Regions from separate parts of the Homo sapiens genome. Here region 2 is linked to region 1. The links are chromatin loops, found by intact Hi-C in ENCODE. Cell type or tissue: endothelial cell of umbilical vein. All regions are shown on one strand. Each heading gives the region's core, and the rest is flanking DNA. Links, peaks and the distances in the headings are about the cores only.

Region 1 (4,671 bases), core at 1,002-3,501:
AGATCCTCTCCTTTGGTGCTGGACTAACTGTGAAGGAGTTGGTTACTAAAAGAAAGAAAAATTCTAATGGATATTGTTGTGAAAAGCAAAGTTATATTAAGATACTCTGATGATATAACAATGAAGCCTTAGTGAGAATCCTGTGAGTTCCTGGATATAGGGCTAATCGTCCCATTTTTTACCCACTGTAATCCATTTTTACTGATGGGTTCATTTTTATTCTCTTGCTAAATTGCTTGATGAATATTTTAAATATCCTGCCTGGGTATCTTGGTTTTAAAGCTTATTTTATGTCAAGGTACAATTTCTCAAGTTACTTGGGATTTGGGCCCCTTCTTACTTTCCCTTGTCACATCTTTTTTAGCCCCAAGGGTTTTGACATTAAAGTGACATCTAACACTCAGCAAATTAGGGTTGTCTAGTTTCACTATTAATGTTGCCTACCTCTTATGCTTCTCAAGATAACACACACACACACACACACACACACACACACATTCATGAATCAGATAATAAAGGATGCAAGTAGAGACAAGGCTCACCATTTGACCCCTACTTCTTTGAAGTAGTTAGAACATTTTACTTGCAAGTGACAGAAACCCAGTTCAAGCTGCCAAACCAAAACCAAACTGAAAAAAAAAAAAATAGACTTTTGAACTACCAAGGTAGGCAAGACTGCATACAGATCAGGTTCTTCCCTGTGGCAACGCCATCTCCATAGGGGCTATTTGGAAACACATGAGGGTGCTTTATCACAACTGGGTGGGGGGTGGCGTTCAGGGCATCTGCCAAGGATGTGCAGGTGGGGCAGTGGGCAAAACATCCCACCCAAGGAGGATTTTTAAAAAATTTACCCAGAATGACAGTAGCTCTCCCTTTGAGAAATCTGAAGCAGGTGATGAAAGCATTTCACCAAGAATCTCTCTTGGTTCTGCTTTGCTTATGTGATGATGGCTGTATTCTCAGGTGGGGTTACTGCAGGTATTGGCAAAATAGCCACCTACAGCCTCAGGCTACCCTTTTAGCGATGTCCACAGAGCAACAGTTCTTCCTTCCCATTTGCTTTAGTAGGGAATCCTGATTCCATTGAGTAGGATTGGTCCTACTTGAGTAATTTATAAACCTGGAGAGTGGAGGGATTCAGTGCTGTGGCTGGCCGGACTTGGGACACACATCTTTCTGTAGAGACCGGGGGTAGGGGTCAGGCTAACCCAACACACAAGCCTGAGAGGGATGGAAGAAGTTCCCAGAGAGATGAAGGGATGTTAGCAGAGAGGGGAACAGACAGCAGATGGGCAAATACAAAACATGTCCATTGTCTGTATGGTCTAATTTCCTGAACATCTCTTCAGTCACCCCACATTTCAGGATTCCCTAATATACCAGACCCATATACCTCAAGTTTTTGTACTAGATTGTTCTCTTGTCCTCAGATGCCTTTCCTCATCTCTTTTTGTTTGTCAAACTTCTACTTATGCCTCAGGACTGAAATATCACCTCTTCTGTGGAGCTTCCTTTTTAGCTGTCCCTACTAAACTCGTACCTCCCTCCTCTGTGCACGCATAGCATTTTGTCCATGAAAAGAAGGAATTGAATTAATTAGCAAGGATAAGGAGCTGAACAATCCACATCCTTTTTGGAAATGGAAAGCAGATGATGCTGTATTAGATAAGATCAAACAACATCAAATAAACAAATGTTTATTGAGTGTGTACCATGCACAAGGCTTTCCAAGCAGAACCTTGCTGATTGTGTGTGTGTGTGTGTGTGTGTGTGCACGTGTGCTTGCAGATGCTTAGAATCACAGGCTTTTATGATCTGGGTTTCTTAAACCTTATCTGGTTCAACCACTTCCTTATTCAGATCAGGTAACTGAGGCTGAAGTGGGTTTCTTTCTAGCTCTAAAAAGTATATGATCTGAGTCACTAAAAGGAAGGAAAGGTTGGCCCAATTCTAGGCCAAAAAACCACAGCTATGTAGCTTAAACTTCCTGTTTTAAATGCCATGCCAGGATAAAATTCTTGTCTACAGGGTAACAACCACTCCAGAGAGAGAATCAAAATTAACACCAACCTCTTTCTTTCCCCTGCCTCTTTCTCTCTCTCAATTTCTCTCTCTTTCTCTCTCGCTTCTCTTTCTCCCTTTATTTCTCTGTTGCCTCTCTTAAGGAGACATAGGAAACTAAGAGGACTGAGTGGCAGGGCCAAGGCATTGGGAGCACGATTCATACTTTTTTTTCTATCTTGCTGATGTGTTTATAGAAGTACACTATTTATGACTCAGTACATAGTGAAGAGACATAACAAATTTTTCTGGGAATTCAAAATATGCAAACAGAATATGTATCAAATGCATGAGAATTATGGGGACATATGTTTTAAAACAAAGGGATAAAGGTGCCTACTCTTTGTGACAAAGTCCCTTCCATGTTTATGACAATGTCTGCATAGCCATTCTCTTTTGAAGAAGCCAGAATTGGCTAGAAATAGAATTGCATGAACCCTGTCATATTCAAAATGGAAAGTAGATATTTATTTGCATTCCTGCCAGGGATACTCAGGCACAAACATATAGAAATATTTCCATAAAATATGGTTTAAAAAAAATGCCAAGGCCCATCCTTCCCACTGCCATTGCCCCTGTTGCCTGCAATCCCAACTCTGCATTCGGGCTCTCTCCAGGTTTTGCCCCACTAATCACTCTTCCACCTGCTTCCTGGTGCCTTTAGATCTTTTTTTCAACATATTATACCCAGGTTCAAAAATGGCCTTATAAAACGTCATCCTGCCTCCCCAGCCTAGCATCAGGGCCTTCTTCCTTGACTCAGACCATCCATAAACTGTTCAAGCATGTTTGATGTATATGTAGCATGTGTCTGGCACTGCTCCAGGGATCAGGTCACTAAACTGAACAAGAATGGGCATATATTCCAGTGGAAGTACCTAACAATAAACAAGTAAATAGGCAAGTGAAGAAAATGAAATTAGGTAATGTGATAAGAAGTGGCCAGGGGCAGTGTAACAACCTGAGGATATCTGGCAAAGGTCACTCTCAGGAAGTGATATTGAGACCTGACTAATAGAAAGGAGGTAATTTCTGGGGACATCTGAGGATGATCTCTCCAAGCAGAAGGAGAAGCAAAGACAAATTTCCAGAGTTGTGGAAGAATTAAATATGTTTGAAGAATAAAAATGTAAAACAAGGTGATATGGTGGAGGGCAGTTAGTAAGCTAAAGAGGTGAGCAAGAAGTCTAATCATGACATGTCTTAAAACCACAGAAAAAGGAAGTGTTGGTTTTATTGGAGGACCATAGAAAGTTATGATCCACTTTTCAATCTGGGAGGAACATGATTGCCATTTTTAAAGAGTTTACTTTGGCCTTTCTGTGGACAATAAACTGAACGATATCCTCACCCTCATATATTCACACCATGGTGTAATCCTCTCTCCTTGAGAGTTGACTGGACCTACTGACTCACTTCTAATTAACTGAAAACAGCAAATAAATGAGATATCTCTTCTGATATTAGGTTGTGAAAAGACTTTGGCTTTCATCTCTCTCTTTCTCTTATTCTCTCTTTTCCTCTCCTGGTCCTTCTCTTCCTTTGCTCTGTCATACATGCACATATGGCAGGTTTCATGTTGTGAGCTGCCCTATGGAAAGGCTTACCTAACAAAGAAAAAAATGTCCCTTCCTAACAGCAGTCTACAATCACTGCCCACAGCCATGTGAGTGAGCCTGGAAGTTTTATTAGTTGGCTGGGGCTGCCATAACAAAATACCACACACTGAATAGCTTAAACAACAGAAATTTATTTTCTCTGGAGACTAGAAATCCAAGGTCAAGGTGTTGCCAGGGTTGGTTTCTCCTGGGGCCTCTCTCCTTGGCTTACAGACATCTGCTTCTTACTATGTTCTCACATGGCCTTTCCTCAGTGCATGTGAGCCTCTCCTGTCTTTCCCTCTTCTTATAAAGGCACCAGTCATAGTGAATTAGGACCCCACCCTGTGGCCTCATTTGACCTTAATTACCTCTTTAAATGCCCTATCTCTAAATACAGTAACATTCTGAAGTATTATAGGTTAGGGCTTTAACATATGCCTTTTGGGGACACAATTTGGCCCATATCAAAAGCAGATCCTCCCTTAATTGAGCCTGAAGATAACTACATTACAGTGACACTTCAGTTTCTAACCTTGTGAGAGACCCTGAGTCAGAGCTGCTCCACCAAGCCATGTCTAGTTACTACCCCATAGAAATATGTGAGATAGAAATTAGGTATTGTTTAAGCAGCTAAGTTTGGAGGTAATGTTTTACACAGAGGTAGATAACTAATAACAGATATTGGTATCAGGAGTGGGATGCACTTTAAAGATATCTAAATATGTGAAGTTGGCTTCAGAAACAGGCAGAAGGTAGAGACTGAAAGGATTTTGAAGAACATGTTACAGAAATCCTAAATTGCTTGCACTAACAGATTGTTAGTGCAAATATAGACTTTGAAGATGTTTCCAGTGAGGGTTCAAAAGGAAAAGAGGAACATGTTATTAAAAACTAGAGGAAAGGCAATCCTTGTTTCTTTGTTATGTAGTGGCAGAAAGCTTAGTAACACTGTCACCTGAAGTTATGTGGAAAGCAGATGTTTGTAATGAACTTTTTCATTTAGCTA
Region 2 (4,671 bases), core at 1,343-3,842, 120 kb after region 1:
AGGGTAAATGTCCACCTACCTGCTCAGCCTGCTTTCAAATTCTTTTATTTGCTCCTTACCTTCCCAAGCAGACCCTTCTCACTTTGCTCACCCTATGCCGCCTTCACCTCTAGGTGACCACACACCACATCAGTCTCTGAATACACTGACATGTTCATGCATCTGTGCCTTTGCACATCCCATTCTTGACCTGAAAAGGCCATCTTCTCACCATCATCTGATTCATTATTCTTCAATACATTACCTCAGATTCCTTTTCTTCCATAAAACCTAGTTTTCCATGTGCTTTTTCTTGCTACCTTCTCTGTGCCCTGATAGCACAGTCTGTGCACCTCTGTTCAAGCACTCATCACTCTATACCATATTCATTCTGGCTCCTTCCAGGCATGGAATGAATTCTATTAAAATCTGTATCTCTAACCTCCAACATAAAGTGTGTTATAAATAGAGATGATCAATGAAAGTCTGTAGAATGAATGAATGAATGAATGACGGAATGGCCTCTCTTACATTTTGAAGACAGAGAGGACTTAGGCTTAACTGTGAACAACTGAAACGAATAACAGATCCCAGTATCACCAGCAAAGCCTCGGTGTGCTTTACTGCAGAACAGCAAGTGCCAAGCTAATTTAATTGGGTTATTTCAGATCAAATAAAAGGCAAGGTCAAGAGAAGAGAACAGAAGCAAGCAAAGTGTCAATGTTAGATTAAAACATAGTGGCCAATAAAATCATCAGGTGAAAAATGAATGCCAATTTTCATGGTGTTCAACCAGTCTTTATGAGATGAAAACAAGCTGCAGGCACACTTTTTTTTTTTTTTAAGTAAAAACAAACCTAATAAGCAGAAGGACTGAGTTGAGCCCCTAGGGGAGGAGTGGGTTGCTGTTCTCATTGGGGTGTGGAAGCTGGGTAACAGCACATATTTTTTTACAGATCTCTCTTTCTCACTAACAGAAGAGTGAAAGAGAGGACGTTAGAATATAAAGACAGAGCAGGTTTCCACAGCTATATCCTGCCCTCCCCTTCATTAAGCCTCCAGCCCCTCCAGGCCTAGTATGAACCTATTATCTTTTAGCCCAGAGTTCCCATGTCAAATGCTGACGAAGAGGGTTGGCAAGCCATAAAGAGGAAATCAGGAGGCCGGAATTCCAATATGTGCTGTAACTTACCTGCTCGTGGAATGCTTGGTATGTTACACTTGCTATCCTCAATTTCTTTTTCAAGCTGGGCCATCATGTCTCTCTCACTGGACTGAAAGAGGGAGAAAACAGGAAACTGGGCACTCCTGGAGAGTGCCTCTTGCCTCCCAGGCAGAGGCTGAATTCTATTAATATTTGTATTTCTAACCTCTAACATAAAGTCTGGTATACGTAGAGACGATCATTGATAGTCTGTAGAATGTACATTTATTATATTGTATACTGCCGAGTCCATGTATGTACCCTTCATAAAAATAGGAGCTCTTTGAAGGCGGGAACCAATTTTTACTTAATTTTACTTTCTAAGAGCCTGGAATGTAATAGATAACAAACGCTCACTGAAATGAAAAAGGAGGTATTCGGTGAACACCCAGTATAAAAATACATTATTTACTATGATAGTTCCTGAAGATTACAAGAAACAAACATGGTTTATTGATGTATAAGAAGATTGGCATCTTCCTATGTAGACAAAGGAGGCTACCTGGAAGGCATTAGCAAGCAATATGATATGGCATATCAATAAGTCCTTGTCTTAGCACAGGCTGTTCTAAAAATATCATAAACTGGGTGTCTTAAACAACACAAATTTATTTCTTATAGTTCTGGAAGCTAGAAGGTTAAGGACAGGGTGCCAGCATTGTTAGGGTCCTGGTGAGTACCCCATTTCTGGTTTATAGACACCCATCCTGTGTATGCTTATATGACATAGAGAGGGATAGCTAGCTTTCTAGCATCTTCTTATAAGAGCACTAATCCCATTCATGATGATTTCAGTTTCATGGACTAATTATCTCCCAAAGACCCCACTTCCTAATATCCTCACATTGTGATGAGGGTTTCAACATATGAATTTCTGGAGAGAAGACACAAATATTCAGTCCATAGCAGTCCTAATGATTTAGAGCAGGAGATATTTGTTAAAGTATAATAATTGGGCAAAGTGGAATTTCAGTCCTTGGTTCATACATATCTTTTCAAATACCTTTTTAGGTAAATGAAAAATACCTTCCAATGACAAAATATTTCTGAATATATCAAATATGTTATTCTCCCACTTCATCAGGTAAATTGTATGAATGTGACTTTAATCCACTGGATGGAAGTTTTTTGAATTCCAGACACAAATACAGAAGCACAGTTACTAGTTTAATTGAAACATCTGTTTTCAACTTCCTGAAAGGAACAGAAGAGGTTGCCAATGTACATACATATTTGAAGCAGGGCTTGTATTGCACACATGGATACAATATGCATTTGTAAAAATTTTCCAAGTGGTCTAATATCCCATTCAGGAAAAAGATGATGGAAGAATATGATACAGGAAGATGAGTAAGTCCTGCAACCGCCTTTTAGGAATTCAAGTTTCTAAGAGAGAGCAGAGATCACTGCTTAATAGTCAGTGTAAACCAGCTGCTGGCCATGTGATCAAATGTTTACCTATGGGTAATGTTTTAACCCCATTTCTCAGAAAGGAACAAAAGTCTCTAGTTCAAGTGGAGGGATAAGTTTGGATATAAGTTTCCATAGTTCCAAATTCTGGCCTATTTTCTTTTACTAATTTGTTCAATGACTTTGACAAAGCACCTCATCATTTCATCATTCTGGGTCTCAGGTTTTTCATCTGCAAATTAAAAATTGCTAACAGGAACTGGGTCAAGGTCACTGGACTCTAGATCTCTTGAAATGATAATAGTCTTTAAATCAATAAGCAGGTAGCCAATCTCCAAAGAATTGAGAATGCAACCCACATTTCCTAAACAATACCCTAATTGTCTTAACAAGTTAATCACCTGGCACTTATTACAATCTCTACATTTTGGGTAGAGATTTATAGATGCAAGGACAGGGAAAAGCTAAACCTATTTTCTGACCTGAAGAAAATAAAGTAAAATGAAAGCATCCTAAGAATTTATGTTGGATCTTAACCCTGGTCATATTAATCCACTGAGCAATAGAACAGACCAAAAAGGATCTGAGCCTAGCAACTCACCTTGCCTCTCAGCATGCTATGTCATCCAGAACACTGTCAGAATTAAGTAGTTAATACAGGTAACTGTGATATGGTTTAGCTCTGTGTTCCCATCTAAATCTCACATCAATTTGTAATCCCCACACATTGAGGGTGAGACCTGGTGGGAGGTGATTGGATTATGGGGTCGGTTTTCACCATGTTGTTCTTGTGATAATGAGGGCGTTCTCAGGAGGTCTGATGGTTTTAAAAGTGGCAGTTTCCCCTGCTCTCTCTTTCTCTTCTGTCACCTTGTGAAGAAGGTGCCTGCTTCCCCTTCACCTTCCACTATGATTGTAAGTTTCCTGAGGCCTCCCCAGCCATGTTGAACTGTGAGTCAATTACATCTACTTTCTTTATAAATTATCCAGTCTCAGGTAGTATCTTTATAGCAATGTGAGAACAGACTATTACAACATGTTACGTAACTTATGTGAGTTTTAGTTTTCTTGTTTACATTAAAGGGAAAATAATGACTATTCTCCTGTTAAGTATTAAATAAAACCCGTAAGTGAAGGATCTAGCATAGTACCTACAGGGCATGGTAGATTAAAAATATAGTTGGTTTTACCATGCTACAGAATTGCCTTTGCAAAACAGTTCCTTTTAATGAAATGTGGCCTAATATCACTCTGCTTTCTAGACCTTTATAGCTGCCTTTTCTTGCTGTGCCTACTGTTAGCACCAGGTACTTAGGTTTGCTTGAAACTTCCTAGCCATATTTTGAAAACCAAAAATCGTATCCTTAACATGGGGTCCTGAGATCTATTTCTTTGTATTTTCATTCATCTCTGGCCCCGAGGCCACTCACTTACAGGCATCAGATTTTCTCTAAGCCCTCTGATGTTGTCCAGGGAAGGACACACTTCAGGAGAGACAAATGAGGCGAGAAAATGGCAAGATTTTTTCTGAAAGGTCATGGAAGAAAATGTACAGACCAGTCTGTGGCATGACTGACCCACTGAGGCGAGCAGAGGTGGCACCTGGGCCGCCACCTCGGAGGGAGGTAGATGCCCTGGGAGGGTATGGGGAGGTGGAGGTGGGGAAGAAAGAGTGGCAGTGGTCAGGCTTCATACTGCCCTTCAAAGCACTGGAAACCCACAGAGCAACCGGAAATAGATTCCTCCAAGATCTCTGTCTCTTCACAAACATTTTTGCCAAGCATTCAAAGGAACTAAAGGCTTGTGATCCAAATCAGAGACTTATGAACTCCCTTCAATTTCTGGTTGACCTTTGAAGGAAATTGACGCAAACATATTCTGAAAAACTCCAAAGTGCAGGAATAAAAAAGAGAGTGAAAGTTATGAGGAGGATGATTTCGACTCCACCTAACAGAAGTATCACACAGAGCTGTCTGCAATGGGCTAGGTACATTGAGGATCTATTTAGTACAATGTAATTACTCATCAGTTAAGCCCAGAAGTTGACAATCAAATTCAAATATCACATAAAAGGTGAA

The links. Hi-C counts contacts between places; a loop is a spot of excess contacts. Peaks named below come from ENCODE experiments on the same cell type or tissue, not always from the same donor. Only the 100,000 strongest peaks of a DNase experiment are listed, where the experiment ranks them.
Region 2: it touches region 1 in a loop (4-fold over the local background); 1 of 110 quality-filtered maps calls a loop at or near these places.

Annotation. Positions count from the first base shown.
Region 1 is chr2:12,855,220-12,859,890 of GRCh38, forward strand. No RefSeq gene overlaps it. Among named protein-coding and RNA genes, the nearest start is that of MIR3125, 120 kb to the left of the region's middle. RefSeq lists a cis regulatory region at 1,786-1,949. In endothelial cell of umbilical vein, for the core only: no CTCF peak of the experiment used is centred there; a DNase peak (open chromatin) is centred at 1,972; H3K27ac peaks cover 2,181 bases.
Region 2 is chr2:12,979,866-12,984,536 of GRCh38, forward strand. LOC100506474 (a long non-coding RNA gene) reads right to left here. Exons shown (of 6, transcript NR_038434.1): 5 at 1,172-1,253. Among named protein-coding and RNA genes, the nearest start is that of MIR3125, 240 kb to the left of the region's middle. RefSeq lists an enhancer at 961-1,464. In endothelial cell of umbilical vein, for the core only: no CTCF peak of the experiment used is centred there; a DNase peak (open chromatin) is centred at 2,476; H3K27ac peaks cover 1,189 bases.